Regions from separate parts of the Homo sapiens genome. Here regions 1 and 3 are each linked to region 2. A link is a loop called in an ENCODE intact Hi-C map of the cell type or tissue named here. Cell type or tissue: ascending aorta. All regions are shown on one strand. Links, peaks and the distances in the headings refer to the core of each region. The heading gives the core; the rest is flanking DNA. Region 1 overlaps STK32A (serine/threonine kinase 32A). Region 2 holds the start of STK32A (serine/threonine kinase 32A). Region 3 overlaps STK32A (serine/threonine kinase 32A).

Region 1 (6,206 bases), core at 192-5,191, 75 kb after region 2:
ATGTGTGTACATGCATATACATATATATGCGTATACATTTCCTTATTTATGTAGATATTCCTTAATTTCTCTCTTTGGTTTTAGTTTTTCATGTAGAGGTCTAGCGTATTTGTCTTTAGACTGATGACTAGGTATTTGATAAGATTACAAGTGGTATTATTTATCAAAATTGTATTTCTTGCTAGTTTGATGCTTATATACTAAAATACAATTGATTATTAATATTGACTTTGTGTTCAGTGACCTGGCTAAATTCTCTTATTAATTATACTAGTTGTCCCATAGGTTTTCTTGGATTTTCAATATTTACATTCATGTGATTTACTAATAGTGGCAGGTTCATTTCTTCCCTTTCAATCTTGCCTTTTCTTTCCATGCATATTGCACATGCATTGAGAACAATGTTGAATAAAAGTAGTGATAATGGACATCTTTGTCTCTTTTTCCCGAGTTCACAGGGAAGGTTTTCAATATATCAAGAGTTTATAAAATATTTGCTGTAGGCTATTTGTAGATATCCTTTATCACAATAAGAAAGTTTCTTTTCTGTCCTAAGTCACTAGAAGTTTTTTTTTTTTTTAACATGAATGAGTACAATATTTTATCAAATACTTTTGTTTTACTGAGGTCATTTCTATTGTGAGTGAAGCAAGTTGATTTGTAAATATTAAAGCAATCTTGATTTCCAAAAGTAAATGCTAGTTGGTCATGTTCTATTATCCTCTTGTGTATATTACTGGCTACAATAAAATATTTGTTTTTTATATTTTTTATATTATTATTCATACATTATTTATGTATGTTATTTATTATTTATAAATATGTATTCTATTTATATATATTCCTACATATATTTTAGGATGTACATAGACAAGTTTGAATGGTAACAAGAATGAGCCAACTGAGAGGAAGAAATTGGTAATGTAGTAAAGAGCGGGGATGATTGCCAAGTCAGGTCCTGCAGGTGGTGAGATGAATGTGACTCAGGGCACAGGTGAATGAGCTGACCTTAGGTGGAAGTGGGGACCCTTCCTTCATGTACTAGGAGAGAAAGCAGAGTTTGAAGTCTGTATGTGTGTGAGCTGCTGGGCTTCTCAGAGGGCAGATGAAATAGTTCTTATGCCATTGCCTGTGTTTTCCCTGTGGTATATGAGGCCATCCACTGAGAATGAAGGTGGTCAGAGTATAGGAAATTTTGAGATGCCGAGAAGATCTGTGAAATTAGTAGAGAATTAGAATAGGATTTTCTAAGTATCCATTTGAGACTTGTAGTTATAATTAAACAAGAATCTATCCTGCAGATTTGTATTTTTCTCCTTAGATTGCACTTAATAGATCACCAGTTCATTTTTGTTGCTGTTTAAAAGCATATTGAGTTTAAGCAGGATTGGAGTTTAATTGGGTGAGGTATTCTCACTGTGACTAAGTTTGATGAATTGAAAAGCGTAGTTGTAGAAAGGAAACTCAAGAAGGAAATTCTTGGGGAAACTTAAAGAATCGTATATATGCAATGTCACTTTTTAAGACAACTAATATTTTTAAGAATTTACTACTTTTGAGGTGCTGTACTAATATATTACATGTATAATTTCATATATCTTCAACTACTAGTTCCTGTAAATAAGTATGCTGATGATGACACGTTCCATTTCTTTCGATAGCCACAAAAACAGGAAGTGATGACAAAGCTGGATTCTAACTCCCGACTCCCAAATTCTCTAAGACCCTCAGCATTAACATATATTTTATTTTAATGTTATTATATATGTATCATTACTTTTACAACTCTTAAACCAAACATTTTAAAATTAGCTACAACTGCAAAATCAACTTAAAAATTTCAAAGAGCCATTTAACATGATAAATTAAAATATTTTAGTAAAACAAAATCACCACTGATACTTTAATATTCTTAGGTCTGAGAAAAACCATTATGTCGTATTATTCCTGCGTTCCTGGTAGCGTTTCTACTGCTGGACATCAGAAATAGAGAATAGTAGAGCCCCTGAGATAAGAGCAGAGACAGGGGAAAAGCAAAACATTTCTGAAGAGGCAGTTGGTCTAGTTTGGCTATAATCACTAGACGGGTAAAGGAACATTGGGTGCATTAAAAGTAGAGAGCCTGGGATGAAGGCGTGAAGGCTGAGTAAGAATCTCTTCACTTGGTAGTAATTCTAGTTCATCCCCCTCTGACCTGCAATTCTGAACATGGTGTAGCTTGGTCAATAAGGAAATAAATTGCCTTTCTGGCTGGAGAGGCAAAGGGTAGACAATACATTGTGCCAGCTGAACTTCCTGTCTCTCCGCTCTGGAGAAGAGCCAGTCACAATGTATGACTCAGCACGCCGGGCACCTCTCCCACGCCAGCCAGGCCTGCCCAGCCACTTGCTGAATCACAAGTGGCCATTTCCAATCCCATCAGTGACCCAAGCTCTCCAACTTAGACTAGTTTCTCTGTGATCGGTCTATGATTGTCATGGAGCACAAAAAGTATTAACTTCTAACATTTATTTTTCTTTCCTGGATGCTTGATGAACTTTATAAGCAAGAGACTGATTTAATTGTTCCTCATTATCATCTGAGCATGCCGTCTTGGCTTGCCCTTTTATATGGAGAGCAAAATGTTGTTATTCCCCTTTGCCTGATTACTGGCTGTATTATTCTCTGAGGTGGCCATCTCAAGAGATTCTGTAGAAAATAATAATAGCAAAATTTCTCCCTTGAGAAGCTTCATAAATTAAATCTCCAGAGCCAGTATATGTAAGCCGACAGATTATGAAATATGATTTAATGCTCTGTCCAGAGAAAGGTCAGGGCTTCAGAAAAATCATCATAATATCAAGAAAAACTAATCTGCAACCTGTTATATGATTTTTAAAAATCACCCCCCATCTTTTTTACTGTGCAAACTGTAGATTTTTGTTTATTTTATTTGAGGCTATAGTTTATGTCTTGAATCACACACATATGAGTATTACTTTCTGTGAGGTTTTCATGACCCCTGCAATCAAACTTGGGTCCTTCTGTTAGTTTCTATCACAGTATCCTTCACTTTTCTTTCACAATTCTTGCCATATTCTATAACTACATATTTGTTTGTTAAATATTTGTTTATCTTTTATAGATGATTGGCTTCAGGAAGAGGGAAACCATGTCCTTTTGTTCAGTCCTTTATTCTCAGCACCTTGCACAACATGAATATACAAAAAATATTTGTAAAATGACCATCGAATGAACAAGTGCTCATTAAGTACCAAGCTATATGCCAGGGGTTGCTGATGGTTAGAAATGAGCAGGGCACAAAATTCTTTGTTCAATTAGTGAGCAATTCAGGCAAAAAGAAAATATTAATGGTGATTATACAATATAATGCAATGCAGCCATCTGCCACTAGATTTCTGAAGTGTTTTGTTTTGTTTTTAAGAGACAGAGTCTTGCTCTGTCACCCAGACTGGAGTACAGTGGTAAAATCATAGCTCACTTCAGTCTCGAACTCCTGGGCTCAAGGAATCCTCTCACCTCAACCTCCTAAGTAGCTGGGACTACAGGTGCATGCCACTATACTGGCTAATTTAAAAACAGAAGCCAACAAACAAAAAACACACCTTTTTAAGACTGGGTCTCACTATGTTGCCCAGGCTGGCCTTGAACTCCTGGCCTCAAGCGATCATCCTGCCTTCCAAAGTGCTACCTTCTAGAGTATTGGGATTACAAGCGTGAGTCATCTGCACCAGGCCTGAAGCATTCTGTAATGGAGAAATACCTGGGTGCTATGGAAGGGCAGAGGGGGAAACACAGAGGAGTAACATCTAGTTTACGTTTGTCAAGGAGAGGCCAGGAAAGACTAACTACAGGGGAGATAAACTCCAACCAAGAGTCTTTAAGTCTTCCAAGACTTACGTACAAGTTTCTTATTGCTAAAATGGAAGTTTTAATGAACATTTATTTATTTATTTGAGATGGGGTTTCACTCTTGTTGCCCAGGCTGGTGTGCAATGGCACAATCTTGGCTTACTGCAACCTCTGCCCCCCAGGTTCAGGTGATTATCCTGCCTCAGCCTCCAAAGTAGCTGGAATACAGGAGCCTGCCACCATGCCCAGCTAATTTTTTTTTGTATTTGTAGTAGAGACGGGGTTTTGCCATATTGGCCATGCTTGTCTCAAACTCCTGATCTCAGGTGATCCACCCACCTCGGCCTTCCAAAGTGCTGGGATTACAGGTGTGAACCACTGCCCCCGGCCTGAACACTTACTATAAATATTATATGGTAGTTCTCTCAAATTCATTCTGTTTACTGCCCAAAAGAGCTACATAAATTCTAAGTTGTCCACATTTATGAATTTTAGATATATGGCTGTTTATTCTGGATAAACACACAAAATACACAAGAGTGGGTGCGATCACTTATATGTGTTAAAGAAGGCATTCAAGGTGCATTTTTTCTTTGGAAAAGCTTTGTAAGGCTGCTTATGAGACAGAGAAGTAAGTATTTTATAAATTCCAAAGCTTCTTGGTCTATTGATGAGTTTTTCTGCTGTTAAAAACCTCTGAAAATTTGACAACGTACTCTAGAGAGAGAAAGCGCTGAAATAGGCACTGACGTACTGCTGGTGGCAATTCAAAATGATATGCACCCTATGGAGATAAATTTGGCAATATCAAGCAAACATTACATATACCTTTGCCCTTTGTTTTGACAAATCTTTGTTTTAGCAAACCCTCTTCTATACATCTATAATGACATTAGACTGCCCAGAATACAAGAAGGCAACCACAGTGGGCCAGTACTACTACTGGGCTAGATGTGGTGGCTCACACCTGTAACCACAACATTTTGGGAGGCTAAGGTAGGAAGGCTGCTTGAGGCCAGCCTGGGCAACATAGTGAGACCTCATCTCTACAAAAAAAAAAAAAAAAAAAAAATTAGCCAGTCATGGTGGTACATGCCTGTAGTCTCAGCTACTCAGGAGGCTGAGATGGAAGGACAGGTTGAGCCTTGGAAGTGGAGGCTGCGGGGAACTATGAATATGCCACAGCACTCCAGCCTGTGCTACAGAGAGAGACTCCGTCTTAAAAAACAAAACAAAATAACAACAACAACAAACAAAGATAGATGCATAGAGTTTTTCACTGTTGCACTATTTATATTAGCCAAAAACCGGGAAACAACCTGAATATTCATCAAGTGGGGACAGGTTGAGTAATCATGTGACATACATAAATTGCAGCACTGCACACTTGAGAAAAGAAGTGAGAAATGTCTCTATTTCCTAGTGTGGTTTGCTCTCCAGAGTATACTGTTAAGTGAAAAAAGCACTGTGGCCTCAAATTTATCTGTAGATTCTATACAATCCCCATCAAAATCTCAGCTGGCTTCTTTGCAGAAATTCACAAGCTGATCTTAAAATGTGTATAGAAATCCAAGGGACTCAAAATTCAATAAATTCAAAGACTAGCCAAAACAATCTTGAAAAAGAAGAGCAAAGTTGGAGGGCTCATACTTTTCAGTTTCGAAAGTTGTTATGAAGCTACAATAATCAAGATAGGGTGGTCCTGGCATAAGGATAAACATGGAACAGAATTGAGCATCTAAAAATAAAGCCTCATATTTCCAGTCAATTGACTTTTAACCAGGGTGCCAAGAAAATTCAATGGGGGAAGAATTTGTCTTTTCAACAACTGGTGCTGGGACAACTGTATATCCAAATGTAAAAGAATGAAATTGGAACCCTACCTCACACCATGTACAAAATTAGCTCAAAATGGAAAACAGAGGTAAATATAAGAACTTAATGTATAAAATTCTTCGAAGAAAATACAGAAGTAGATGATCAAGACCTTGTAATCACTAATTGTTCCTCAGATATGACCCCAAAAGAACAAGTACTAAAAAAAAAAGTAGACAAATTGGACACCATCAAAATTGAAAACTTTTATGCTTTTTATACTTCAAAGTCACTATCAAAAAAGTGAAAAGTCACCCCAGAGAATGGGGAGAAAATATTTGCAAATCATATATCTACTAAAGGATGTGCATTTACAATATACAAAGGGGCCAGGCGCTGTGGCTCATGCCTGTAATCCCAGCAAATCGGGAGGCCAAGGTGGGTGGATCACCTGAGGTCAGGAGTTCAAGACCAGCCTGATCAACATGGTGAAACCCTGTCTCTACTAAAAATATAAAAATTAGCTGGGTGTGGTGTCA
Region 2 (6,206 bases), core at 749-5,748:
AGGATGACATGACTCTCAATATTGCAGTGGGTGTACACCAACTCTGTGGTATTGTTCTTAATATCCAGGGAGGGAGAGGATGATATTACTGTCAATATGGCAAGGGGTGGACACCCCTTCTTTGATATTGTTCCTAATATCCAGGGGGGAAGAGTATGATATTAACCCCAATATCGCTGGGAGTATGCACTCTTTTTTGATATTGTTCCTTATATCCCGGGGGAGAGTCTAGGTTATTACTGGCCATATCACAGGGTGTGTACACCACCACTGTTATATTGTTTTTTATTTCCAGCAATGAAGAAATTGATTATACTCCCAAAATGGAATGGGCTGTACATCCCCCATGAGATATGGTTCCTAATATTCAGAAGGGAAAGGATGATATTACTCCCAATGTTGCAGCGGGTGTATAATCCTCCTGTGATATTGCTCCTAATATCTAGGGGGGGTGAGGATGATATTACTCGCAGTAACGCAGAGGATGTACACCACCTCTGTGATATTGTTCTCAATATCCATGGGGATAGAACATTATATTACTCCCAGTATCGCAGGTGGTGTACATCCATGCCCCATGATATTTTTTCTGATACCCAGGTGAGGGGAGGATGATGTTACTCCCAATATCGCAAGTGGTGTACAAACATTCTTTGATATTTTTCCTGCTCTTTACGGGTTGAGAGGATGGTATTACTCCCAGTATCGAAGAAAGTGTACACGCCCCCTGTGATACTGTTCCTTATATCTAAGTTAAAAAAGAATGATATTACCTTCAGTATCGCAGGGGGTGGGGTGTACACTCCGCCTGTGATATTATTTCTAATATCAAGGGGAAGAGAGAATAATGTTACTCCCAACAGCGCAAGGGATGTACACAAATGGTGATATTGTTCCTAATATCCAGGGAAGGAGATGATGATATTACTGGCCATATCGCAGGAAGTGTACACCCTTCTGTAATATTGTTTCTAACATTCAGTGGGGGAGAGAATAAAATTGATCCCAATATCGCAGAAGGTGTACAGACCCCTTTGATAGAGTTTTTAATGTACAGGGAAAAATAATAATATTATGCCCAATGTCGCAGGGGTTGTAACCCCCCCGCCCCCCACTGTATATTCTTCCTAATAGGCAGCATAGTAGAGGTTTATATTACTACCAATATCGCAGAAGGTGCACACACACCTGTGATATACTTCCTAATATCCAGCGGGAAAGAGGCTGCTATTACTTTCAATATCGCAGTGGGTGTACATCCCCCCTGTGGTTTTGCTCCTAATATCCAGGGGGGAAGAGATGATATTACTGACAATATCACAGGGGGTGTACACCTCTTCTGTGATATGGTTCCTGATATAAAGGGGGAAAGTGGATGATATTACTCTTAATAACGTAGGAAGTGTACACCCACCCTGTGATTTTGTCCCTAATAACCTCATGGGGAGAGGTGATATTACTCCCAATATTGCAAGGGGTGGACACCCCACAAGTCATATTGTTTCTTAAATCCAGGAAGGGAAAAGATGGTATTACTACCAATATTCAAAGGATGTACAGAACGCATTTCTTATTGTTCTTAATATCCAGGTCGAAAGGAGATAACATTACTTTTAATATAATAAGGGTGGTACACCCTGCCTGTGATATGATTCCTAAAATCTAGAAGAAGAGAGAATGATATTACTTCCAATAATACACTGGGTGTGCAACCCCCTTTGATATTGTTCCTAATATCTAAAGAAAGAGATGATGATATTACTCCCAATACTGTAGAAGGTATACACCGTCCTGTGATATTGTTCCTAATAACTAGTGGGTGAGGGCATGATATTATTTCAAATATCGCAGTGGCTTTACACCCCTTCCGTGATATTTCTCCTAATTTCCAGGGGGTGGAGTACGAAGTTACTCCCAATATAGTAGTGGGTGTACACCCACGCTGTCACATTTCTACGAATATTCAGGGAAACACAGCACGATAGAACTCCAAGTCTCGCAAAGAGTGTACACCATTTTGTGATATTGTTCCTAATAACCGGAGGTGGATAGGATGCTGTTAGTTTCAATATCGCAGGCTGTGTACACACACACTGTGAAATTGTTTCTAATGTCCAAGAGGGGAGAGAATGCTATTAATTCCCATATAGCAAGAGGGTGAGGCACACCCCGCCATATGGGGAGTAATAGGACCCCCCCTCCCTCCCTGGCTACTACGAGCCACATCGCTGGGGTGTGAGGCACCCTCCTGCCATATGGGGATTAATAGCGTCCCCCTTTCCCCCCCGACTATTACGATCCACATCGCAGGGGAGTGAGGCTTCCCCCGCGATATGAGGAGTAATAGCACCGCCCTCTCCCCCTCAACCCCCCGGCTTTTAGGATCCACATCGCAGGGGGGTGAGGCACCCCCGGCGATATGGAGAGTAATAGCACCCCCCTTCTCCCCCCCCCCCCCCCCCGGCTATTACGATCCACATCGCAGGGGGGGTGAGGCAGTTCCCGTGATATGGGGCGTAATAGTACCCGCTGTGCGTCCTGGTGGCTCCGGACCCGGCCCAAGCGCGGCGGGACCTCCATCCGTAGCCCTCTCCCCCAACGTCGCCCTCCCGGGGTCCTTGTCTAGTCTCAGCAGGCGGCAAACGGACCCCAGGCGTCTGGCGCTCACCCAGGAGACTGCCCAGCGGTTTCTGGAGAGAGCGCTAAGCGGAGACGCCCGCTGGCAAGCAGATCCCGCCTCCTTCCCTGGCCAAGGAGCCGCCCCTCCGGGGTAGCTGTGCGCTGGGCGGCGCTCGGACCCCTTGGCAGCCGCAGGTGCCTCCCCAGCCCAGCCCAGCTCAGTCCAGCGCAGCCCAGCCCAGCCCAGCCCGGCGCTCGCAGCCTCCGCCGCTTCCGGGCAGATAGGTGCCTTTTCTTGCTCCTTGCTCTTGGAGTTCTTCTCTTAGTCCCTGTTCCCTGGATGAAAGCATCGCTCCGAGCCTCATGGGAGGAATGAAGGAAGAATCGAGACTAGGTGAGTGGTGGTCTAGATTTAACGAATAATAACAATAAACCTGCATACTAAGGGTACTGTTGGGAAGCTAGGAAGTGCAAGGAGAAGAGAAGACAAAGGCTGCTGATCAAGATAACTCACAAAACTAAATGCAGGCTAGGGCCAATTCCAGCTATTTTGCACTCCATCCAGGTTCCCCTGCCTGGCACTGACTCATGTGCAGACCCAGACAGACTTCAATAAATATTTGCTGGGTTGAGACAAGTGAGTGGAGGTGTTTCTGCTTGTTCTCCAGCATCTAAACAAGCAAAACCTAGCTGCCTTTGATGATTGCTTCATCTCCACAAGGACTTTTTCCCCCAGGACTTAAAAAATAAAATGTGGTGTATTCACACAACGGACTGCTATGCAGCACTTAAAAAGCTAAAATCAGAGCTGTAGGGATCAGCATGCCTGTACCTAGATTTCAGAAGTATGATGGCAGATAGACACAGCAAGATGCAAAATATATCCACTCTCTCATGCCATTTAGGTGACTTATTTTAAGACACTTGTCATGTTTGTAAAATCATAGAAGGGGGACTGTAAAATGTTTATCACATCCGTGATTGTGGCTGTCTTTGGAAAGTGTGAAAGGGAAATCAATTGGACTTTAGGATTAAGGTGGAAATAATATTTCCCTAAAATGCTTTAAAAATAAAAATGATGATATAAAGATGACCAAATATAAACAATTGTTAACTGAGAGTGTTATTAACTTGGGCATTTTTCATGTTTTTGCCCCCTATTTTTAAAATATTTCTTAAACTAAGAAGTTCTGTTTTTCAAATGCAAACAAAATAAGTTGTGTCTATGCACATTCTGTGACAATGAAACCTAAAATGTTTAATCAAAAGTTGCAACTTTCTTGCATCACCTCCTATGTTTTCCAATCCTAGAAGACCACACCTCTTTATCTAGGGAGGCTTGGTGGTTAGAGAAGCTTACCTGTTGACAACCCCCAAATTACAGGCCAAAGATGAAAGGTTGGTATTAGGGAACTATTTCCCAGTTAATAATCTGATAATCGGCCAGGTCAGGGTAGACTCTGAAAACTCCCTGTGTCCCTGCAAGACAAATTTCTCCTCCTTTTACATTTCATATGCTTTGGATTTTCATTTTCATGGATGGTAGCTGTCCTCTTCACATCTCAAAATGATGCTTAGGTAACACTGCAGACCTAGTGCCTGGAGATCAGGAAGGGCTGGGGGGTTGGTAAAAGAGAGTCCTACAGCTCTACTGGGCTCTTCAGCAGAATGGAAAGGACATGTCTCCATTTTCCTGCGAGAGAAAGGTAGATTTCTTTCTGAATATGAAAAAAAAAATCTAATTTGGTTATCCACATGGGAGAGAAAATGAAAAATAATTTTAAACTGGATTGTGTATGTTAGGTGCAATGAAGAAGATACTAAACGACCACCCAGTGGTTCCATCTGCTTCCCCCTTCCACAGACACACACAAAAATGGTTCCCTGTTTGCATATTATCTTCCCACTAAAAATCACTTGGTCCGTGGTGAACAAAATTGTGTGCACATCAGAATGAAATTCTGAAACATGGAAAATTGCGATAATATTCCTTCCTCTTTCTCTTTCTGATTCGACAACTTGCAAGGTCAGTGCTTGGTATATCTTATGTTGCAGGATGACAGGCTACTTGAGAAAAACCTGAGGTGTGAAGAAAGATATAAGAATGACAGGACTGGGGTGCATTGTGAAAACTACATGTACTCAGGTTTTAAGCACAAAATAAAAGACAATGTAGCCTCTGCCTGCAGTTAACAACTGCAAATCCTTAAAATTAATGTTCTCCCGGCCAGGCACGGTGGCTCAAGCCTGTAATCCCAGCACTTTGGGAGGCCGAGGTGGGTGCATCACAAGGTCAGGAGATCGAGACCATCCTGGCTAACATGGTGAAACCCCATCTCTACTAAAAATACAAAAAAATTAGCCGGGCATGGTGGCGGGTGCCTGTAGTCTCAGCTACTTGGGAGGCTGAGGCAGGAGAATGGCGTGAACCCAGGAGGCAGAGCTTGCAGTGAGCCGAGATGGTGCCACTGCACTCCAGCCTGGGCAACAGAGCAAGACTCCATCTCAAAAAAAAAAAATTAATGTTCTCTTTAGGACCATTCATCTCTTTCTAGTGCCATCAGTGGTTCAGTCCTTACACTATCCCTCATTTGGATTTTAAATGCAATAATAAAGCACAAAGACCACCCCATTTGCTTCTCCCTAACTCACAATAAAACACTCACAATAAAAAGTGCATCCCACTTACTTCTTAACTCCCTTGTCTGCTGGAGTTAAACTCTTTTTGATTTTTTATCCTGGAGAAATGGTTGAGTTCTATCTTCCTGGGTCTCAATAATTCCACTGAGCTTCCATCAGCCACCTGTGACCACCTACCCCTACTCACTCCCTCTCTCATACCATTTAATTGGTTGCTTCCTAATTAATGACTCTCTTTGCTCTCTATTTAATGATTCTTGCTAAAGTCCATAAGGCACTTTGCCAGCAGTTGGTTTTTAGTATGAAAAGTAGCATTTCCTTAATGAGTCTGAGTCTGCCTTCCAAATGAAGGGTTTACTTACATTTTCCTAATGGGAAAACGAGCTTTTCTTCTACACTTCCTTAGGGGTTTCATAAGTTCTTTTTCAATAACTCATCCTTAACACTTTCTCCAATTCTGCCTGTAATCAATATTCCCTTCACATGTAAAGAGCTCAGGAGGAAATCAACTATTTTTTTAAAAATACGCAATAAGGAAATTCTGCTACTCTTAGAAATAGCAGGAGCTAACATTCATTCTTTGCATATCATGTGCTAGGCATTGTGCCAATTACCTTATATACATTGTCTCATTATATGTATCCATGACCATATATGTGCTAAGCATGAAATTTTCTTAAGCCAGATAGCTGAGTAGAATTTTAAAATATTATTTTGTACAAAATCTAGACCTTTACCCCATTTGGGGGATAGATCTGAAGATCTGGGCTCATGTTTCCATGTGGTGACAATCTGTTTGATCTGAGCACAATTACTTTATTTGGATGGAGCCATTGCCACCATTGTCTGCCCAATGCACTAATGTTAAATGCCCAGTCTGGCTCACTCATTTGCATCATCTGCCTGGCTCCTATAGGGATCCCAGCTTGTCACTCCTGAGGTAGACA
Region 3 (6,206 bases), core at 586-5,585, 69 kb after region 2:
TCAGAAAGAATAGATGATAGTCTGTGGTTGGGAGATCTGATCATGGGGAGGTCCTCAGAGAATGCCTGGTTGTTTATTTCACTAATGTATTTTTTTTTTCCTATAGATACAAATCATCTCCATGAAAGGTAGCTTTTCAGGGTTATTCCTGTGTGCATGCCTTCTTCTGAAGCACCATCTCAAGATATGTCAAATAAGTGTATTTGGGGTGAAATATTTTTGGTTTCCTTTGCTAGAAATGAAATGTCCCTGCTTCCCCATAGCCAGAAAAGATTCTTGAGTGGACAACTGCACCTAAACTTGAACCTGAGCACTAGAAAGTCTTTTGTTTTATTCTATGTTTTTATAAATTTAAATCTAATTTTTTGAATATAAAATAATACATATTTTGTAAATGTGGAAACACAGAAAGTTCTAATGAAAAAATAAAAACCTGTATTTCATCACGCAGAAATATCTGCTGTATTAGTTTTCCGTTGCTGCGGTAACAAATTGCCACAAACCTGGTGGCTTGAGACATCATAGATTTAGTATCTTACAATTCTGGAAGTCAGAAGTCCAAAATCAGTCTCCCTAGGCTAAAATCAATGTGTCACCAGGGCTGTGTTTCTTCCAGAGCCTCCAGGTGAGAATCTGTTTCATTATCTTTTCTAGCTTCTTGAGGCTGCCTGTATTCTCGGCTTGTGGCCCCTTCCTTTATCTTCAAAGCCAGCAGCATACTATCTTCAAACCTCTCTCTGACTCTGACTTCATGTTCTCCTTATTCATCTTTTAAGGCCCCTTGTGATTACATTGGGCCTACTTGGATAATGCAGGATCACCTCTCTATCTGATGATGGGCCTTAAAGTCCCTTTTGCCACAAAAGAAAACATATTTGCAGGTTCTGGAGATTATAATGTGGACAGCTTTGGGGAGCCTTTATTCTGCTTATTACAAACACTATTAGTATTTAGTGCAATTCATTCCCATTGTTTTCCCTATATTTTTCAACATATTTCACTTTTTACTATCTATGCCATTCACAAGATTGCTTATTTCAAGCAACGTTTTATTGTAATTGTTTTCTGTTATCAACATAAAGTAATCAAAAGGGTCAGAATCTAGTTTAAAGTGAGTTTATTCGAGTACAAAGTTTGAGGACAAGCCCCCCAGGAAACAGAATTCAAGGAATGGAAGTCAGAGTTCCGAAGTGTAGACATTGGGGATCATTTATAGACAAAGTTCAGGGAAGTTTAACAGAATTTCACCATCTTTCTATGTAAGGTTTAATGCATAGTTACAACAATCTGATTAGTCAAAGTGGTCTTTTTCTTTTGAGAAATGTATATTTAAACATTCTACTCTGAAGATGTAATTGTCATGGGGCCTTGGGCACCATCATGTCTGAGTTAGGTACAAGACTATAGGGAGGCAGTTAATCTATAACAAAGATCAGTGATTGGAAAGGGGAGGTCTGGTCTCTTCTAGTCATTTATAGAATAAGAACAATGAGGAAGAGAGGTAAGCTATAATCTAAGATGCAGAATTGCAGACATGCCATGCGACTCACTCAGTTTCCAGGGCTTAACTTCCCCCTTGTCAAAATCAATTTAGAAGATCCTGAAATTTTATTTTATTTTATACTTATATTATTAAACATGTTTTATTAGAATGTTTCATTGTTGTGGGGAGAATTCCTAAATTTCCTAAGCATAAACACTCTTTGTTTCTTTTCAGTATATATTTCTTCCCAGTACATGTTATTTGGACCTAAGTCTTCTGGGATGGCAATAGAGATGCAATGGAGGTCAAATTCCATCCTTTTTAGAGGAATCTATACAAATTAGAGCTAGTAAGGATATAAAAGATCATTTTATCAGGTGCATCATCCCTAAACATACATACACATTTACACACATAATGTAAAATCCTGTTAAAAGAAGACGCTTCCCAATATTCAAGGGCTGTATAGACGTGCTTTTAGATTAAGAATTAGATGCATTATGACAGATTTTGCTATGTAACAAACTGCCCCAAAACTTATTAACTCAAAACAGCAAGTATTGATGTCTCATGATTCTGTAGATTGGCCAGGAAGTTCTTCCAGTCTGGGCTGTTATGTGAGTCAGTGATTCAAAACTATCCATCTAGGCCTTGAAGGCGGGGGCTAGCCTAACCTTTTTCTTCTGCCATGAGACTAACCCTGGCTTCTTCACGTGCGGGTGGAAGGGTTCCTAACAGCAACAGCTGACAAACTTAATGAGCAAGCACTTTTTCAGCCTCTGCCACAGTCACATTTTCTATCCTATTGGCTAAAGTAAATCACGAAGTCAGGCTCAGATTCAAGGGGTGTAGAAATAGGCTCCACTTCTGATGAGTGGCACGGCAAAGTCAACATTGCAAAAAGCCAGGCAGAGATATTACTGTGGCCAGTTTTGCAAACAATCCACCGTAATACATAAAATATGTTTAAGCAGTCCACAAAATGATCAAGGAAATGGTAGAAACTATAAACACTGCAAGAACTCAGAGCCACATGATGTTATTGAGTCCTTGTAGTGCTCTGAAAGGGTTCAAGGAAGAAGTTGTTTTGGCATATGACCCTGATGAACTTGCAAAAGTAGAGAAGAAGGGAGCACAGTTTCTGAAGAAGAACTTAGTAGAGAAGTGTTATTCTGTGGCCAGTACGCAGTAATTGTTCCACCTAGAGATGTTGACTGACTGATGAACAGGAAGCTGAGTCTTTATAATGCAGATATTCACATATTCATTTACTCATCCTTTATTGAAAACAACGCAAGGAGCCACTAGAAAATTTAAGCTCAAAAGAAACTCACTGGATGGATATGGGGTAAAGATTCAGAAGCACAGCTGAAGTAGCAGGTTTCACAAAGATTAGGGACAAAGGGCAATCTGGAAATCTAGGTAGCAGGAACTATTGAATAGACTCTTAAGCTGTCTGGGCGGACATGAGTCAGCTCCAACCAATTTTCTAACCTTGTGTCACCCACTCAAGATTGAAAGTCCTGGGAGAGAATCCAACTGGCCTTGCTCAGAAAACATTCCTGCCCCTTAGCTCAAAGAAAGAATAAAATAAATGACTCCTGGATTGTTAGCCTAAGCAACTTAGATGATCATGTCATTCATTTAGATGGGGAGATTGGAGGAGGAGCAGATTCATTGTGAAAATCAGGAAAACTCTTTTAGCTCTGTTAATTTTGAACTGCCCCTTAGTAATTCAGATAGAGCTCTTGAATAGGCAGTAAGTGAATCTGGAGTTCAAAGGGAAATTCAGGGAGTATAAAGTCCAACAAAACAAAAATATGGGAATCACTGGCTGTTAGATGCCATTTAGACCAGGGACTTGAAGGGAGCACCTTGGGAAAGAGACTAGATGGAACAGAAAGTCTGAGGACTAAAGACATTGCTCTCTAATAGTTCTGGTAGAGGAGGAAGATTCAGGAAACTAGACAGAAAGACAACAGTCATGAAGCTAATCAACAAGCTATGGGTAAGTCAGGGGAGTCTGCCATCCTGGAATCTTCCAGAGAGAAAAGTTTTTCAGAAAGGAAGGAGGGAAAACCATTTCAGATGCTGCTGCAAGGTCAAGAAGAAGAAGACAAAAAGAGCAGACCCCTTACTTGAGAAGATAAATATTGTGACCTTGTCCCAGTGTTTTGGGAGGCTGAGGCAGGAGGATCACTTGAGGTCAGGAGTTTGAGGCCAGCCTAGGCAACATAGTGAGAACTCATCTCTACAAAATATAAGAATAAAATAATTAGCTGAGTAATCTCAGCTTCTTTGGAGGCTGAGGTGGGAGGATCCCTTGGGCCAGGAGTTTGAAGTGATTACTCCACTGCACTCCAGCCTGGGTGACAGGGCAAGACTCTGCTCTAAAAAACTAAAAAAAAAATTAAAAAAATATATTGAGATTGTTGCAGAACTTTCTCCTTAGGTCAGCTAAAACTGGGCTCTTGTCACATGACCAGGGAAGATTAGGCTTGCAGACACATAGAAGGGTGAGGAAAACATTTATTGGGAGAAAAGGAAAAAGAAAGAAAAACCCTCAGCAAAGCGAGAGGGAGTCTTGCCAACAACCTCCTGCCTCACAGATAGGTTACCACACGGAAACTGAAGAGGCCAGGCTCCTCCCCCTGCAAACAGCGCGAACTTCCCCTGGCTCCACCCACTTCCCTCAGTGCGCAAGTGGGCATTATTTAGAGAGAATGAGCCAGGAAAGCGCGGGCTTCATCCAGGACCAGCAGTCCGGTTTTTCAGCCTTCAGGCTGTTTTAGACTTGGAGGCTGGGTTTCTCCGGGACCCTTGGCTGTCTCCTGTCTCTATCAAGATCTTAATAAGAGCCAACTCCACATGGTGGGACAAAAGACCAAAGGGAGTAAAGGGAGAGGCTTAATGAGAAAATGAGAAATTAAATCATTTAATGAGTGATTTTATTTTCCAAGTAGAGGAGGAGAGGTACAAAATGAGTTTTGAGATTCATGTTGTGACAGGTAGCAATAGTGTCTTGCCATTTCTGTATTGTATTCCATTGTATAAATACTCCATGGTTCATTTACGTTTTTTACCATTGATAGGCATTTGGATCGTTTGCAATTTGAGACTTTCGCAGAGTACTACTATTAACATTCTTATTTGTTCTTTTGGCAAACTCCAAAATATGTGTACTTTTGTACACATGTAAACCCTAGGACCCAGTGATTTAATTCTTAAGTTTATATTCCAAAATATGTGTACTTCTTATTTTTCTACACATATTTTGGAATATAAACTTAAGAATTAAATCACTGGGTCCTAGGGTTTACATAGGTTTAGCTGGCAAACAATTTTCCAAAGAGCTTGTGCCAGTTTATACTCACATCCGCAATGTATGAAAAGTCAAGTTGCTCCAAAGCATCACCAACACTGGATATTATCAGTTTATTTAACTCTGGGTGTTCCAGCAAATGTGTAATGGTATCTCCCTGTGGTTTTAATTTGCATTTTTCTGGTGACTTATGAGTTTGGGCATATTTTTGCTTATTGACCATTTATAATCCCTTTGTTGGGAAGTGCTTGTTTGACTCTTTTAACCATCTTTCTATCGGTTGCCTCTTTTTCTTATTGATCCATGAAAGCTCTTTATATATTCTATATACAAGTCTTTTTAAAAGTTTTTTAAAAACTTTTATTTAGCACATACCAAGTCAGGTGTTGTTCCAGGTGCTGAAATGGAGGAGAAGGAAATTTTCAGAAGATATGTGGCAAAGAGAAAAAAGTGTTAACCTTTGTGATTTGTGTTATTTGTTACTATCAAGTTGGCAATAATAAATATTTATTATAATTTGTAACACATATTTAAAATGTATTATATATAATATTTTATATTGTATCATATATAAAATCAACAGATTTTAATTAATTCAAAATTCAGTATCTTCACTGACATGTGTTAGCTTCCTAGCACTGGAATGTCATTTGCTTGCTTACATATAAAGGTATAATAAATTTTAAATCTTCTGCTCAGATAAAGAAGTAGTGAATTATCTAAGATGTTTGAATGACTTAACATAAATATTTCTAAGGAAAGGGATAAATCACATAATTTTTCTGCATGGAAACCAAATAAAACAAATAAAAAGAAAGATGCGTTTATCAGTAGGGAAAGTGTCTAGAAAAAGTACATATAACTATGCCTGACAATAGGCATATAGCCTACATGTAATTGATACATTTTAGAAGAAAGTGTGGAATCATTTTTAATATTATGTATGTAGAACTCTACCCTGAGTCAGGAGTTTCTTGTCATATGTTGAGGAGGGTAGAACAGAGTTACTAACACTAAATGAGACATTGAATAACCTATCTTTTGTTTTTATGGGTAAAAAATATAGCGACCATAATATACCAGAAGTAAAAGAAATACAAATTAATATCTAATTTATTATATATATGGAATGAGCTGTGAAACTTCACCAAGAAGTCTTTCTTTGGGGCATATAAACTATTTGCACAATCTCTGACCTTCTTTTTCACTGCAATAATGGTTTTTTTTTTAACAATAAAAAATGTTTGGACTTAATGTGGTACAATTTATCAATCTTTTTCTTTATGCGTAGTGATTTCTGTGTTCTCTTTAAGAAATTTTTGTCTGGCTGGGGACAGTGACTCACGCTTGTAATCCCAGCACTGTGGAAGGCCGAGGCAGGCAGATCACTTGAGGCCAGGA

The links. Hi-C counts contacts between places; a loop is a spot of excess contacts. Peaks named below come from ENCODE experiments on the same cell type or tissue, not always from the same donor. Only the 100,000 strongest peaks of a DNase experiment are listed, where the experiment ranks them.
Region 1: a loop joins it to region 2, with 3 times the contacts of the local background. A loop is called at or near these places in 4 of 110 quality-filtered maps.
Region 3: it touches region 2 in a loop (4-fold over the local background); 5 of 110 quality-filtered maps call a loop at or near these places.

What each region holds. Positions count from the first base shown.
Region 1 is chr5:147,308,162-147,314,367 of GRCh38, forward strand. All of the region lies in intron 4 of STK32A (serine/threonine kinase 32A), which reads left to right. Among named protein-coding and RNA genes, the nearest start is that of STK32A, 76 kb to the left of the region's middle. In ascending aorta, for the core only: no CTCF peak of the experiment used is centred there; a DNase peak (open chromatin) is centred at 2,350; H3K27ac peaks cover 1,394 bases.
Region 2 is chr5:147,232,187-147,238,392 of GRCh38, forward strand. It overlaps STK32A (serine/threonine kinase 32A), which reads left to right and starts at 2,840. Exons shown (of 13, transcript NM_001112724.2): 1 at 2,840-3,013. STK32A-AS1 (STK32A antisense RNA 1) reads right to left here and starts at 2,673. Exons shown (of 4, transcript NR_147190.1): 1 at 2,527-2,673. In ascending aorta, for the core only: no CTCF peak of the experiment used is centred there; DNase peaks (open chromatin) are centred at 2,305 and 2,755; H3K4me3 peaks cover 2,029 bases; H3K27ac peaks cover 2,052 bases.
Region 3 is chr5:147,301,209-147,307,414 of GRCh38, forward strand. All of the region lies in intron 4 of STK32A (serine/threonine kinase 32A), which reads left to right. Among named protein-coding and RNA genes, the nearest start is that of STK32A, 69 kb to the left of the region's middle. In ascending aorta, for the core only: no CTCF peak of the experiment used is centred there; DNase peaks (open chromatin) are centred at 2,263 and 2,983; H3K27ac peaks cover 3,792 bases.